Regions from separate parts of the Mus musculus genome. Here region 1 is linked to region 2. The links are chromatin loops, found by intact Hi-C in ENCODE. Cell type or tissue: gastrocnemius. All regions are shown on one strand. Links, peaks and the distances in the headings refer to the core of each region. The heading gives the core; the rest is flanking DNA. Region 1 overlaps Fggy (FGGY carbohydrate kinase domain containing). Region 2 overlaps Gm12694 (a long non-coding RNA gene).

Evidence for each region. A loop is a pair of places that touch in the nucleus more often than their neighbours do. Peaks named below come from ENCODE experiments on the same cell type or tissue, not always from the same donor. Only the 100,000 strongest peaks of a DNase experiment are listed, where the experiment ranks them.
Region 1: a loop joins it to region 2, with 10 times the contacts of the local background. A loop is called at or near these places in 24 of 42 quality-filtered maps.

Annotation. Positions count from the first base shown.
Region 1 is chr4:95,920,513-95,928,836 of GRCm38, reverse strand. Fggy (FGGY carbohydrate kinase domain containing) reads right to left here. Exons shown (of 16, transcript NM_001113412.1): 15 at 5,851-5,912; 16 at 1,898-2,114. The coding sequence ends at 2,033. Among named protein-coding and RNA genes, the nearest start is that of Hook1, 43 kb to the left of the region's middle. In gastrocnemius, for the core only: CTCF peaks have their summits at 3,820 (motif pointing right) and 4,403 (motif pointing left); DNase peaks (open chromatin) are centred at 3,856, 4,418 and 4,857.
Region 2 is chr4:95,004,671-95,013,009 of GRCm38, reverse strand. The region is part of intron 2 of Gm12694 (a long non-coding RNA gene); the gene reads right to left. Among named protein-coding and RNA genes, the nearest start is that of Gm12694, 30 kb to the right of the region's middle. In gastrocnemius, for the core only: a CTCF peak has its summit at 4,679 (motif pointing left); a DNase peak (open chromatin) is centred at 4,664; H3K4me3 peaks cover 517 bases; H3K27ac peaks cover 438 bases.

The DNA of each region.
Region 1 (8,324 bases), core at 325-8,324, 920 kb before region 2:
TGAAAGACTTCCATTATACCAAAATAGCCTTCCCTGTGGTGGCCAGGTAGGCTTTGAAATTGAGGTTTTTGGGGAACAGGGATAATTAGGAAGATTTTTGTTAAATATTGAAAGGGATAGTAACAAATTCGAGGATTGGTATGGACAGATTGAAAGAACTTATCCTGGTTCACAAAAAGCAGGTCAGATGGCTGGGAACAAGGTCAGAGGTAGGGAACTGGTACCCTCTCAGGCAAGCTACGGAAGGTGTTGAAGGCAGGTACAGAGAAAGCAGTGGGAAACACTGAAGATCAGTGAAATTGACAAGAGAATTTTGTTGGATGTCTTCATCAAAGTGAGGCTTTGGTCATGAGATCATGAGAATGTGCGTGTCAGAGGGAGATGGCTGGGGAGGTTTGGATTTATTTATGCCTTGTAATTGGGAGTGTGGGATTTGTTCAGAGCATTTGGTGTCTGAGGATACATGGAGTGCTAATGTGATTAGGGGAACCTGCTAGTAGTGAATGTTAGTAGTAGCTATGGTGTCCACTGTTAAAGGAGCTGGCTCATTTTCCTCTGTAAAATACACCGTGGATTTCAGTGGTTCATCTATCCTCCCATGAGTGCTAGATATATTTTTGGAGAGTGTGGATTTTAGTGGTATGGAGGAGTCCAGATGTATGGCTTTCCCAAGACCCGACACTGGATGGTACAGTTGGCCCAAAGGACTTTGAAGACCCAATGCTGACATCCCATTCAGATGTCAAATTGATTGAAAGTGAAGCAGGCAAAGAGTGGATGATTATGATTTGGGAAAATAGAGTGGGACCGAATAGGGGTTGTAGTAGGAGCAGTGCATACAGCCGTGGGATGGAAAGCCTTGCTGGTAACCTGAGCAGAGGTTTTGTGATTTATGGGTTTCCCTGACCTGGAGCTACCATGTGTACTGGCCAGGTGTATCAATTTAGTGGGTCAAGGAAATGCAGGAGTGGGAAAGGGGGAATGGGATTCATCTTTTTCAGTGATGGGGGCAGCGGAGAAACAGGTAATCTTAAGGGAGCAGGGACTTGGTGCAGGTGAATACAGTAAAGCGGGGTTAGAAGAATATTGAAGAATGGGACAAAGAGCAGAACGAAAAGGTTCATATGAGAGAGATGGACCCAGGGTGGGATTTCCTGGAGTCTGACTACAGTCGGGGCTGTGAATAGCACCATATAGGACCCTTGCCACTTGGCCTGGTGAGAAGGAGTTGACTGGTAGGGAGGTGCTAGGAGAACTTGATCTCCTGGCTGTATGGACCAAGTCCAGGTCGGGGGATTCACTAGTGGCCTGGGAAGGAGACATTCGGAATGTGTTTGTATGGGGTTTCCTAACCATTACATTTGGACTATGCGTACCCAGCATGAGTGATGTTGTTCCTTTGTCAGACTACCATGTCTGGAAGCGTGAAGGCAACAGAGATGGTGTGATGGTACTCTGTTTCTTTGTATAGTTAACGTTCTCCCTGCCCCTTGGAATCACTCATCTGTGAAGCAACAGTTTTAAAACCCTGTATACATCCTGTTACTTATCAAACTTTCCTCCAGGATCTATGGATAGCTCCTCTCCATACCTATCTTTAATAATTGTTGCAAAATGGTGATTTTGCAATTAAATGCTCTATCTGATTCTAAAGTCTGGAAGAAGCTAATGACATAAAGTACACAGACTAAGCACCAGGTTATACCACATAAAGCAGATAAGGCCTAATTTAATAGCTGACATGGAAAGAATGAACAAGTTTCCACAGGACTGAAGGATTTTTCAGGGTCTGGTTTTACAAGAGATCCCAGCATCCAATAAGAGCTACTGCTACCAGGAAAGCACCCTAGAAACCACCAACTATTACACATCCAGACACAGACATAAGTGACTCCAGTTGTGTTTGCCTGCTCGAAGTTTTTATTAGATAATAAGACAGGAATGCCAAAATTATACCCAAGGGGCACTGAGCATAAGATGAACACACAGAGGGCCCCAGTGAATGGCACAGCGTCTGTACGGACAGGTATGTTCAGCTTCCATTCATGATTGCTGAATACTCCTTCTGGTGCTCAACCATTCTCAGAAACACTTGATATTTCTTGTCATAATATCTGGGGGGTACAAAAAGGAACACATTAAACACTGGCAAAACAAAGCTGTTGTGTGCCTTCCCCCTAATTTAGAAGGATGGGAATGTATCTGTTATGTTCAGACGGAAATCTAAGTTTTTAGTGTATGAAGCAAAGGGGTTATTATGCTTCATATCTATTGTGTATAAATGACATGCAGTTCTGCAAGATGCATGCTTGACATGTAGGTGTTTTATCAGCAAGGTGCATCCAAAGTGGAATAGCCTGAAGTGTAGCTGAGGTGGGATTCGTGCTTAGAAAGCAGTGGCTTCTGAGCCTCCCCTGCATGTACTGAATGGCTCAGGCTTAGCACAGACCCCTTCTGATCCCAAGCTTAAATACATCTGTCTGGCGTGACTAGCCACAGGTGAAAACAGCACCTTGGCCAGATTTAAGAATGAGCACTTTAATCCCCTTTGTGATTTCCACATATCAGTGACTTTGGCAGACAGCCTTATCCAGGTGTTTGGCTTATCCAACGGTTTATCTAGGGTAAACTCTGTAGAAACGAGACCAACATCTCCCTGCACCTGGCTCTACCCTCAGTGTCTGGTAGTGACCCTGCTAACCAGCCTTCTCCATCAGACTCTTTAGGTGAGACCTGTTAGAACCACTCTTGGCTGTAAGACTGGGTCTGCTTAGGCATCACCATGCCACAAGGATAGCAATAGTACGGAGCATCATAACTTTTAAAACTCTGTCTTTACTCTCTTTAATGGGGTGGATGAATCCAATTCAACATTATTTGGTAGACTCTGGAATGTTCTGACAATGACCCTTATAAGGGATGTTAACCATTGTGAATTGGGATGGGGAATAAGAGTATGAGAAAATCTGGGAGTGCACAGAAATTTGTGCTTGTTCCATATTTCAACCTTAAGCATTCTAGAAGAGTGATGTCGGAACTGTGATGGGGCCAAACCATGGCTGAGAAGGGGATTTGAGGCCAGGACTTGAATTACACAACCCATGCCTACAAAACCCATCTATGCATAAATTTCCTCACCTGCAAATCGAGATAGTTACAGGATATACTGCAGAAATGTTGTGAGGATTAAGCAATATGTGAAATGAATGAGAACAATGACTGATTCAAATAAATAATGTAAGTATGAGTTATTGCTTTGAAATAATCCATATTCTACTATTATACTCAATCTACGATTGTGAGATGCTGCTAAACCCCGCTCCAAAGAATTCAATTCTCAGTCAGAGAATGGCTTTTAGAAATATTTTCTGCTTCTAATGATATTCTATGACAATACAAGGCGGTGCAATTCTTCTGTGGGGTGAGATGGGTTTCTAACTTTGTTATCGCAAAACTCTTAAAGGGGGCTTTGCTCAGCAGCCTCTCTCACACAGCAAGGATTTTAAGGTAACAATTCTACTGAAACTCCATTCATTGGAATACCATTTGTCTTCTTGCAAATGTCTTTTTTCACTCAACAGGAACCCACGATTCACCCTTTCCAGGTTGAATAATTGGAATCATTGTAACAATTTGCTTACTGAACTACAGTTACTTTATTAGACATTAAATTCACATACAGCCAGCCAGCTGAGTTATCTCCTAAATTCCCCTCCTCTCAAACAATTGATTGTCTGTGGCTCGGGACCAAGAAAATATAAAGTTAATGAGATTTGAAGCCAAGAGACAGGAAGAGGAAATGGGGTCTGGCTTTCTAGTTGCAATCTTTGTGCTGCCTGCAGATGGCGGCACAGCACTGTGCATTTGCTTCATGGAAACCCTGCCAGCTGCCATCAAGACACCACAGTCTTCAAAGAAAGCATGAGCTGAAGGGATCTGCAACCCTATAAGTGGGACAACAATATGAACTAACCAGTACCCCGGAGCTCGTGTCTCTAGCGGCATATGTAGCAGAAGATGGCCTAGTCGGCCATCATTGGGAAGAGAGGCCCCTTGGTCTTGCAAACTTTATGTGCCTCAGTATAGGGGAACTCCAGGGCCAAGAAGTGGGAGTGGGTGAGTAGGGGAGCAGGGCAGGGGAGGGTATAGGGGACTTTAGGAATAGCATTTGAAATGTAAATGGAGAAAATATCTAATAAAAATCTATAATTTAAATTAAAAAATAATAATTACCCCTGGCAGGGGGGTGGGGGAGAAAGCACATGGATTTTTTTTTTTTCTGAGAATGAACTTAAAAACACTTCCCTGAAAAGTCTTGAGAAGGTCACAAAAGAGATGAAGGGGAATAAACTGCTTCTCCTTTCAAACAAACGGCATAGTTCAGGCACCCTCTAGTGGACACCCTCCACAGCTTCTCCATTCACTGGGAGGGGCATCTCTGTTGCTGGGTTGAGTTTCCTATACCCATGCTGCTCCTCTGAGCTAGGCAGTCAGAGAGGGCTTCACATGCAGGGTCTTTAATAGCCTGATTCCATTTGGAGACAATAAAATGAGTCTAGACTGTCATTTTAGTAAGCATTTCAAGTTCTCAAATAATGGACCTTTGAGACATATAAGGAAAGTGACATGGTAAGACTTTAAGTTTTAACACCAAGTGCTTTCCTCCGGGACTTGCTCCTTCATCTTCAGTGATTTCATAGTGACCCTGATTGCTAATGTGGGCTGCTCCAAAAGCCTTCGATAGAGCCTCCTGACTTCTAGCCTTAGCTCTCACGAACCAATTCTGTATGACTAAACTTTCAAACTGTCCATTTGATCAGGTCTCATCACTGCTTAAAACTCTGACCCCAGGGGTCTTTGGCATGGCTCCAGGGGCTTCATGGGCTGACTTCTGCCTGCCTCACTTCCTCATCTCACCTTGTGTTCTGATTGTAGTGATCTCAGTATAAAAGCTGACCCTTTGCATAGATTATTTCCTCTACCAAGAATGTTCTTCTCTACTTTGGCCTGTTTGGAAATGACTTTTAAACATTTAAAGTCAGCGGAGACATGGTCTTCCTCTAAAATTTTCCTTTCTCCATGCATGGTCCCAGTTATTCCTTCTTCCGGTTATGTTGTTGCCTGCTGGCATTTCTATGGAAGAATTTATTCATGTTAACTTAAAATCATCTCTCTGTATAAATCTAGTAGTGCCTCATCGCTCTCTGCATCCTTCCCAGAGCTCAGTTCATGCTTTAAATATAGCAAGCACTCAATAGATAAATAAATAAATAAATATTTTTGTTGACTTGGCATTTAAACATGGGGGATTTTCTAGCCTTCAGTGCCAAGAAATATATAAAGGGTAGGAGAATGCCAGCTGGTCCTTTGATGTGAACATAAAAGATTCCCATACTTTAGCATAGAGAAAAACAGATTTCTTCCTATGATTCAGGATGAAAATATTAGTCTGAGAATTTGGAAGTTTGTATGTGACTCCAGCTCTGACCAGCTAAGCTTTGGATCTTGATAAACCAAAGTTCTCATATTGGGAGGAATTCCTTCAACCTCTAAGTCAGTGATTCCCAACTGGTGGGTTGCAACCCCTTTGGCAAACCATCTCCCCAAATATTTACTGTAATGAATTGTAATATTCATAACAGTAGCAAAATTACAGCTATGAAGTAGCAATGAAGTAATGTTGTGGTTGGGGGTCACCACGACAGGAGGAACTGGCCGCAGCTTTAGGAAGGCTGGGAACCGCTGGTCTAAGTGAAAGAAGAGCCAGGGTTGATCCAAGGTCCATCCCAGAGCAAGAGCTGCCCCTCCTCCCATGCACTCTCAGTCTCTGGCAGCTTCATACAGACTTACTTTTTATCAGCATGTTCCGGAAACACGACTTTCCCCACTTTGCTCATCCTTGCCATTGCCTCCTGGTAAACGGAAATAACAAAGAATGCTGGGTAAAGAAGGAGACCATGGACCTTACAGGAAATGGATAGAACCAGGAAAGGCCATATTGAGTGGGATAACCAAGACCCAGAAAGACAAATGTCCCGTGTTCTCTCTTACTGGAGGCCTCTTGCTCCAGAGCTTCAGACCTGAGTGAAGAGCCAATTCCTGGCATTATTAATGATACTCTGTTATGTTTGCAGACAGGAACACGTTGTCTTCTGATAGGTTCCACCCAGCAGCTGACTCAGGCAGATGCAGACACCCACAGCCAAACAGTGAATGGAGTTTTGGGACTCTTATGGAAGAATAGGAGGAAGGATTTTGGCTTCTAACTGGATAAAAACTCCACAGGAAGACCAAAAGAAACAACTACCCCGAACCTTTAGTGCTAGTTGACTGAATCATCAACCAAAAAACATATACAAGCTAGACCTAGGCCCTCCTGCACCTCTGTAGCAAATGTGCAGCTTGGTCTTCATGTGGGTCCTGAAGAACTGGAGGCGGGGGGGGGGGGGGGCTATCCCAAAAGCTCTTGCCTGTCTGTGGGATATGTTCTTCTAGCTGGGCTGCCTTGTCTGGCCTCAGTGGGAGAGGATGCACCTAGCCTCACCTCACAGGGACTTGATGTGCCAGGGTTAGAGAATACAGAGGGGCAAGTGTGTGTGTGTGTGTGTGTGTGTGTGTGTGTGTGTGTGTGTGTGTGTTTCTCATGCTCAGAGGAGAAAGGAAGTGGGGATTGGCAAAGGATTGTGGAAGGGGGTGACCATGAGGGGGGCAGTGAGTAGAATGCAAAGTGAATAAGTAAAATAATAAAAGCTAAATAAATAAAAATTTAAAAATAATTTATACCAAAACAAAGACTAAAAACGAGGTTATACTGTAAGAAACACTATCTTTTTTCTATTGTTGCTTGAATTAATCAGCCTTTAAAATAATAATTCAGAAGGTAAAACAATTTACAGAAACCAGGGAAGGAAAACTGAACTGTTGTCAGGATAAGGGAGTTAGGGAGCAATAGAAAGGAATAGTGGGATATAAGTAATCTGATCAGAGAAACAGGAAAAGGGGATCTTTAGAAAGAGGGAAGGAAATACAGAGGAGGAGAGGAGGGTAAAACGAATAGCAGAAGACAAGTGATCTGGGGGAGGGTAAGCTGAGGTGCTTAGTGGGGAAGGGAGGAGATGGGAGGTAAATACATAACAAAAGGGACGTGAGTAAAATAATAATAAAGGTGTCTGAAAAATCACAAGAAATCATAATATTGACTATTTACCTAGAAATAAAACCCTATAGCATGTGTACAAATATCTACAGACATAGTTTTAATGAACTTTTGTCATCTGGACTGCTGGCTGGTTCTCTCTCCAAGAGCCAAAGACTACCTAACAACAACAACAACAACAACAACAACAAACCCTAATTCCAAGCATAAGAAGCCCTCTTTTGAGTTGGTGGTCAGGTCTGCACAAGTAACTCCCTAAACACACAGCTCTTGCTGTTGTCCTTGGTCACCTCTCAAGGGTGGAAGATCAGTTCCCAGTGCAGAAAACACCATGCATGTTCAGTACACAGAGACCTGTGATCTGTAACCAACCAGATGGCACCATGTAAGCTTCCAAGGAGAGAAGCAACCATAGCTACTCAGCTCTGCTGCTTATGAGTCGCATTAACAACCAACTGACAAGATAATCCTGAGGGTACAATAGTAGCACACAGATTTTGGTGGTAACCAGCAGCTTTCTAGTTGGACTTAAAACCTTCTTAATAAGAGGAAAATCATGCTTGATACAAGATACCTAGTTAACTACTCAGTGCTAGTGAAGTCATGGTTATTGGAGGAGAATCTACAACCACTAATTTACTATAAACATGTGTCCTTACACCCACAGAGAAGTGTAGCCTTCATCCCGCATCAAGGAAACATCTCTTTGCCACAGAAAGAGGCCAAGAAAGAAAGCTATAACCTATCAAAATGCAGAGTTGTAGAGTCCCAGTGGACACATCAGAAAAACATTCCTCTACCTAAAGCTCAGGGAACGCTGTGCAAACTGTGGGAGGGGAGATTCTAAGAGCCAGAGGGTCAGGTCGTTTCTTATGAGACGGCGTCTCCAAGTCACATCAGAAGTTCCATCTTATCAACATGACTGGCCAAAAGTCAACTGAGCATGGATCTCACCAATGAACATGCTATACTGAACAGGGAAAAGCCCATGAGGTCTCAACCCTATACAACAATCTACAGGGAACTGTATAAAGCTGGGAGGGGCAGATAAGGTCTTCCCCATGAGAGAGCACAATTGGCCATCCAGTGTCAGTCAGCTGTGTAAACATACACACAAGTAACCTTATCTGGACAGGTTATACTTAGGAATGCAGTAACAACTAATTAA
Region 2 (8,339 bases), core at 300-8,299:
CCCCTGAACTGTGGAGGAAGGTTCTAAAAACCCTTTATTCATGCAAACCTTTGTGATTCTAAAGCTGGAACCACATGGATAACAGCCAAATTTGTCTACCAATTGGGGTGAGTTCCAGCACTCTAGAATCACATCTGCATCAGTCATGATTTCTAGTGTATTTTTAGAAGCAGAAAATTCCTTAGGCCTTTTCATTTCACAAGTTGGACACTTTAGCTGGGTGTGGTCTTACCTTGAAGGTACCCCTCCATTTATTCCATTTTAGATCAAACCTCTCCTTAATTTCTTTTTTACAACACAAGCCTTGGGTCCATAATTAAATTTCCTGATGTCCCTTTTTACTTTAAACTCTTCAGTTTGTATTTCCTTCTATCCCACTTGTTCTTTTTCCTTGTAGACCTGCATGAAAGAAATTACTAAGGATTACATGATAGAATCAATATTAAGAGGCCTCCAAATCTCCAACAAAGAAATTAGTTCAATACTTTTCAATTTAGTCTCAAAAACATTCTTAAGACAAGGAAAGAAAGCAGCAATATTCTTTGCCAAAATGTCATAGGAATGGCATCTAGCCTACTTACTAATATTGTTTCCCTCTGAAACCTCCACAATCCACATAGCTCTCAGTAATCCTGTCTTCCAAGATCCTACTTGGAGAGCCCATTAAGTTCAACTTACTGCATTCAAATGCTTTCCTAGTCCAAAGTCCCAAAGTCTTGCACACTCCTCCAAAGAACTGCATGGTCAGGCCTGTCACAACGGGAGGCTACTTCCTGGCACCAACTTCTTTCTATCTTAGGTACTTTTCTTTTTTTTTTTTTTCCATTTTTTATTAGGTATTTTGCTCATTTACATTTCCAATGCTATACCAAAAGTCCCCCATACCCACCCACCCCCACTCCCCTGCCCACCCACTCCCCCTTTTTGGCCCTGGCGTTCCCCTGTACTGGGGCATATAAAGTTTGCAAGTCCAATGGGCCTCTCTTTCCAGTGATGGCCGACTAGGCCATCTTTTGATATATATGCAGCTAGAGTCAAGAGCTCCGGGGTACTGGTTAGTTCATAATGTTGTTCCACCTATAGGGTTGCAGATCCCTTTAGCTCCTTGGCTACTTTCTCTAGCTCCTCCATTGGGAGCCCTGTGATCCATCCATTAGCTGACTGTGAGCATCCACTTCTGTGTTTGCTAGGCCCCGGCATAGTCTCACAAGAGACAGCTACATCTGGGTCTTAGGTACTTTTCTATTGCTGTTATAAGACACCATGACCAACGCAACTAAGAAAAGAAAGTGTTTAATTGGGCTTACAGCTTCAGAGGGTTAGAGTCCGTGATGGCGGAGTGAAGGCCTGGCAGCTGGAACAGCTAAGAGCTCACATCTTTATTCATAAGTAAGAGGCAGAGAGAAAGAGTACTGACAATGGCACAAGTCTGTTTAAACCTCAAAGCCTGATACCAGTGACATACTTTTTCTAACAACACACACCTGCTAATCCTTCCCAAACAGTTCCACCAACAAGGGGGGCAGAACAGGGTATATATTCAAACACATGAGTCTATGGAGCCATTCTCATTCAAACTACCACACAGAATAATTTTGTTATTTACAATTTTCTTTTTTCAAAGTATAATTAATATACATGCATATATCTAGAAAATATGTCAAAGTAGTCTCTAGCTCCATATCTGTCCTTCTCTGATATTGAATACATATGCTTTGTCTAGATCACACAAAAAAAGGAGTCAGGATTATGGTATGACTAGAAACCAGATTGGCTGAGAAATTGAGGTAGGAATAGCTTAAGGAGAAGGAGACTTGGTGAACTGACTTTCATGGCTGTGCTCCCAAAGGGCTTGTGTCCATGTTCAAAAGAAAAAGAAATGTGCTTTATTTCTGGTAACTGTGGTTAAGATCAGCAAGTAGAGGTTCAAGACAAGGAGATCTCATTTACAGACAGAACTTCCTAGCAGTCAGAACTACCCTACTATAGAAAAATGGAAAAGGCTATGTCAAGGGAGTTCCAGACTAGGATGCTATGGTAGTTTGAATGAGAGTGTGACCCAAGAGTATTTGCTTAAGGACTGAAGCTAAAGTTAAAATCAAAAGAGTCTAATTCTATAGGTCAATGCTTCAGAATTCCAGAGCAGTTTTCACTCACACAGACTAATATAGACTCTACTGGATGTAATATAATTACTGGCGTAGGTCTCCCTTCTCGCTAGGGTTGTTGGCCACAGCCCATGAGAGGAAAGGAAGGAGAGTTGACTAACAGGCCCTGTGCGTGCAAACAGTAATAACGACACACTAGGACCAGCTTCAGGAAGACAGATGAACTTTACGTGGAGTGATTCGAGGGTTATATAGTTTGGGGTTAAGAGCATAGGAGTATCCAGGGTGGGTAAAGGTCATTGGCTGAAGGCTAAGGCACTGAGCTGCCTCACTGGCACTGGGGAAGGCACTTCAAGAATCTCAGGTGCTTGCTCTTCAGCTTCTTACCCAGAGAAGGAAACTGAACCTGTAATGTTCTGCAGGCAGATAGAGGTGTGTGGGGGCAGCGGGCAGTGTAGGATGGGGTGGGGGTGTTTAACTTCCCTAATAACGTCAGAGAAGGAGAAGCCCTGGTGACAAAGGGAGTCTGCCATTTTGCACAGAGTGGCAATGGTAGACTTCTACCTTAGCAGGGCAACAGACTGGGACATGACAGGCACTCAATAGAGCCTAGTTCTCTTCTACCCATCTTTAATCTAACTTTAACCTAAACACACCAGTGAGCTAGCACTCACCTTCCAGTGTTGGGCCCTGTGGTACCCTCACCCTCAGCTGGTTACAGTGGGGTAATAACTGTTCTCATGATGAAGTTCTTAGGGGTTCTTAGGAACAAAACATTTTCTTCAAAGGCTCCTCCTACATCTTATTTAACAGAGTTGGGCCAGAGTCTCATCCCTAAGCTTACCAATGGTAAAAGATCAAGCAATTGAATAAAGGAAGAAAAAGGAAAAGGGAAACTGGGGTAAAAAGGAAAAAGGACAAAAAAATGTAATGAATACTGCATAGGTGATAGCTGTGTCCCCTAGACCCATAGTTTTCTATAAACAAACCAAGGCTGAGAAGGGTTTAATTAATATGCCAGAGTCAAGGGTAGGAGTATGGCCATCACAGGAAGTGTGGCTAGCATAGGAAAAGTGGGTCACAGTTGGAGAATGAGGGGCAAGTGAGAGCAGGGTTAAGGACAAGGGTTCTAGCCTGTGTGGCGCTTTGAAGTCATTTTCAACAGGACTGACTACATTAACTTCCTAAAATTCTAGTTCCCAGAAATTAGGAAACTGTGAATATTAAAAATGTTTGTTTGTTTTGTTTTGAATTCTCCAGATGTTTTAATGCAGCACCAAGAGCAGAATCGCTGGTTTAGGAAGACAACAGTTGACAAGTGGAGATTCAATGCTGAAAGCACAGCGCTGTCAGGGAGACATGGTACCTGCCTCTTCTGTTTCCTCCCAAGTGACTGCTACTTCTTGAGGATAGCCAGGTTTTAGTTACTCATGTGACCCAGCACCTGACACCTGATCAGGCAGTTAATGATGGAATGAATGGGTCATTAATGATATACTCACAGAACACCATTTTTATACCACTCCTACAATGCAATCATGCTCCCATTTTACAGATGAGCAAATCAAAACCCTGATATTCTTTATGATCAACGAAAGAAATTGGGAGGCTAAGAAGTCAAACTAGAATTTAGAGAACAGTAGCCACCAAGAATAGGGTCCTGTGGCGGATTGCTTTTCTCCCTTTTCTCCAGGACCCCTTCTCTTTGTACCCCCAAAGCCTCAGATGTTACTGAGTCTGCCTTCCTGGCCTCTTTCATCCTCCTTGGAACCCTAGCCTGCTGGAAAAGAGGAAGAAAGGACTGGAGGTACTAACTAAGGCATATCTGGGGGTCAGGACCAGCCTGTGTCTGAGAATCTGCTGGAGTGGGAACTGACCACAGCCATCCGTACTGGGAGGCCCGGGAGCTGAACACAGCACCTCATTCATGGTGTGACCTTGAGTAAGCAACTCCTTACTTCTCGACTCCAGTGTCATCACGAAGGGTGTGTAGCAGAACATTTGGGTCACATACTCCAGTTCTGAGGTTCAGGTAGATACAGGGGGCTAAATGGGAACTAGTGAGCAGACCAGCATGTGCCTTGTTGAATAATGGTGTGAATTAAATGAGTTCTAGAAGCTGTTGCCATAAGGGCTGGTGGACTTGGCATTGTGAGGATTTTGGGGTTATTTTTTTAAGGATTGTTATTAAATCTATATTTTTTTAATGTGTGATCTTGTGGTTAATCTATCTGCCCAGTAATAACAATAGTAATCAACATGTGTGTGACAAAATAAATAACAACAAAAGCGTACGAAACCAGATTGAGCTTGGTCTCATTTGTGAGACCCCTGTACTAAACTGTCTAAAAGGCCCTTGCAGGACACAGGCCTTTAGCATTTCGGCAATAGCTGGAACTTTTATCCAGGAAGTAAAATCGAAATGGCACCATCCTTATACTCCTAGTACTTTGGTATGCACTTAATTCTGTGATCGCGGGAGAAACATCACCTTCCCAAAAGATCTGTCTGGTTTTAAACGCTAGGCTGACCCCTTCCTAGAGAAACAGTGACCTCTGGTGGAAAATGGCAGCAGAGCAACGCCGCTGTGCTGAGATAATTTAATGCTTAGGCAAACTGACTGTTTTCACTTGAAATAGATTTAATGAAGAATAATAAATAAAACCTAGACACATATGTACAGATGGTTTGATGTATGTTAGGCAAGAGTCAGGCTTTCATGTATACATTTGGGAGTAATTACTCTTAATCTAAAAAAAGAAGTTGAGGATTAGCGAAAGAACGAAAGCATTTGCTAGATTGACTGACAGCAATCTGGAATGGGCAGGCATGGAGAGAAAGCTAGGACTCGGGCAGTGTTCTGAGAATCAGAGACTTGAGTAATTTACTGAAGGTCTCAGTGATTGTTCCCATGCATGCTTTGATGAGTCCCCAACGACTCTCCAAGGCATGGACTATTAATTATCTCCATTTGACGAATAAGGAGCATGCAGAATAGGGACTCTGAGTGACAGAGTCCTTGGCCGTTAAAGGACTTCTGGCTGACTGTGCTGTCTTTTGCACAGTGTTGTGTAAGGTCTTCAGTCGTGTAACTAGAAATGGTGCCGCTGGGTTGCTCCCATGCACTCCAAGCCCTAACCCTGCAAATTACATGCATCTTGAACACCAGTGACTTTCACAGTGGTCATGAAAATCTTGAGTCACATCACAAAACAATGGGTCATCCTTCTTTATTTTTGAGGTCATAAGATAATTACATCTCTCCCTTCCTTTTCCTCCCTTCAAACTCTGCTGTGACCCCTCTGCTCTCCTTCAAACCCATGGCCTCCTTTCCTCTCACTAATTGTTATCACATGCATATATATGTAGACATATATACCTAAATGTAGCCTGTTCAGGCCATATAATGTTACTTGCATGTATGATTTCAGGGCTGACAATCTGGTACAGGAGAGTCAGTTGGTGTGCTCTTCCCTGGGGAAGATCATCTCCCTCTGAAATAGATCATTCTGGAGAAGCTGAAGATCCCATGGATTGGGTGAGAACTATTGTGCAGATTCGTGAGCTCGGCATTTTAATATGAGGTGTAGGATGGTAAATGAAAGTTCAGAAACCACGTCAGGAAGGATTTACTAAGACAGAACTGGGACCCATTACCAGGAGGGGAAAACTCAAGGAACATGCATTCAGTCCTTCCCTTGTGTGTTCATTGATGTTTACAGTGTTTGCTTATGTGCAGCCCTGTGTCAGGATTCCAGTGTTTACGTGTGTGGGGGCTTGTGTCCGGTGTGGAGGAGACAGCGATGCAGACATTACATGTGGTCTCATTAAACCTCATATAGAGAGGGTCAGAGAATAGCAGAAGTGTCTCATGGAGAATTATCTGTTCTCAGCAGGTTCATACAGAAGGACAGAACTCAAATGGACTGGAAGGGGTTGGCTGAACCGTGTGTGACACTGCGCTAGCACTGTCTGCTTAGAGACTAAAAGTCAGTGGGAAGCTTTCAGTGAGACTGAAAGTGGTGTTGGGTTGTGGTGGGACTTAACCCTCTTTCTACCCTTTGGGCCCAGAGTTCACTAGAAAGACTAACAATTGATATCGCCTCTCAGTTTTAGATAAGGACAGACAAAATTACAGCCATTGGTCTTTTGTTTTCTTTCTTGATCTTTTCTTTGTCTCTCAGTGATATTGTGGCCTTTTTTTTCCTTTTTTTTTTTTAATTTTCTTTTCTTTCTTTCTTTTTTTTTTTTTTTCTTCTTTTCTTTTTTTGAGACAGGGTTTCTCTGTGTAGCCCTGGCTGTCCTGGAACTCACTCTGTAGACCAGACTGGCCTTGAACTCAGAAATCCGCCTGCCTCTGCCTCCCAAGTGCTGGGATTAAAGGCGTGTGCCACCACGCCCGGCCTTTGTGGCCTTTTCTCTTCTGGTCACACAAGGTTCCTACAAACTTCGTCTTTTAACCATAAACTGTAAAGGACTGACATCAGAAATCTTGGGGGCAGGACACGAGCATTTTCTTTCCTATCACGTGTGGTGCTAGGGGTTGAGCCAGGGGCCTCATACGTGATGGGCGAGCATCCTGCCACTGACATGCATCCCCCCAGAATTTTTGTTCTTTACTTAAAAAAAAATTTGAACAGGGTGTTGCCAACTTGTCCAGACTGACCTTACACTCACCCTGTAAACCAAACAGCTTGAATGCACATGAAGCCCTGATAGGCATTGAACTTCTGATCCTTCTGATTCACTCAGGAGCTGGAACTACAGTCCTGCACTACCAGGCCTTGCTGGATCTTTCAAAGGTCCATCGTGAGACTTTCATTTCCATTGTAGATAACTGAAAAGCACAAAATAAGCTATAACAGCGTAGAAGGGCATCACCCAAATGACCATCACTGACATTATTTCCTACATTTGATTCCTCTGATTATAATTTATTTTATTTTTAAATACATATGATCAAGCCAAACCCTGCTATTTCATTTATGATTACTCAAAAGACATAGTTATATCAAGATCTTTATTACAACCATATTTAATCATATAGCTATTATATTATACTGAATAAATGCATCATACTTTATCTTTTCTCATATCTTGGACATTTCCAATATTTTGGTAGTATAAACAATGCTCAAATCTAAAACTTTCTATAAATATTTCAAATGTAAACAAATGTTGTGCACAAAGATGTTGGTTGTGACCTTTAATTTTCTACCTATCCCCTACCCCCAACATGCTCATGTCCTCTTGATCTTTATTGCACAATCCCAAGTCTCATGACGTGGCCTGAGCCATTCACTCTCTGGAATACTCATGAACTCCACTCATCTTTCTTAAAAGACGATCTTAAAAGCAAGCTCCATTGTTCTTTGCTTAGGACTGCTCCCTTCTCTGCTCTCTAAGACTTCTCGTCCTGGTCTCACCACCATTCTCTCTAATTGCTCTGTTAGATTGAGCAAAGCAAACATTTGGTTAATCATTTGGAAAATTGGTCATCACACTGCTGGCTGACTGGTATAATGGAGGTGGTCTAGTGTCAGAGCTAAAATCATTACTGAAGATAACACAGTTACTCATGCGTGTGTGTACAACCCGTCTACACGCTACCCTGTAAAGTCATTCTTTTTTTCTGTTTTTCTTTTTTTTTCTTTTTTTTTTTCTGGATGAATGTTCTTTGTTCTTGTAGGTTATAGCAAAGAAAGAACCCAGAGTCTAGGGCCCATTCTAATTCCACTCCCATATTCTACTAGATTTGGAGCAAAACTCTATGCTGGGCATCAAGTTGAGCTCTGAAAGTATACAACCAACCTAACAAGAAAGAGAGAGAGAGAGAGAGAGAGAGAGAGAGAGAGAGAGAGAGAGAGAGAGAGAGAGAGATTTGTATACAGAAGGCAAGCACACTAACAGAAAAGTGAAACAACCTGTATATGCATATGCCTATATGGCTACATAGGGTATTGGTTTAGGGAAATAAGGAATTAAACAAGACAAATGGTCCATATTGAAGAGACAGAAGAAACTGAGTGGAAGGGGAAGGGCAGAATTGAAATATGGAGGAGTATTTGAAGGTCAACAGATTGTCCCTGGGTGGAGCAGAGAGGAATGTATCAACCAGATAGCACAGAAAGGGACCTCCTTCAGGCATCAGAGTCATGCCATTGGGTGATATGAAGGTCAAAGTAAATAAGTCAAAAAATATGTGAAAACATGTAAAAAAAAAAGTTTAGG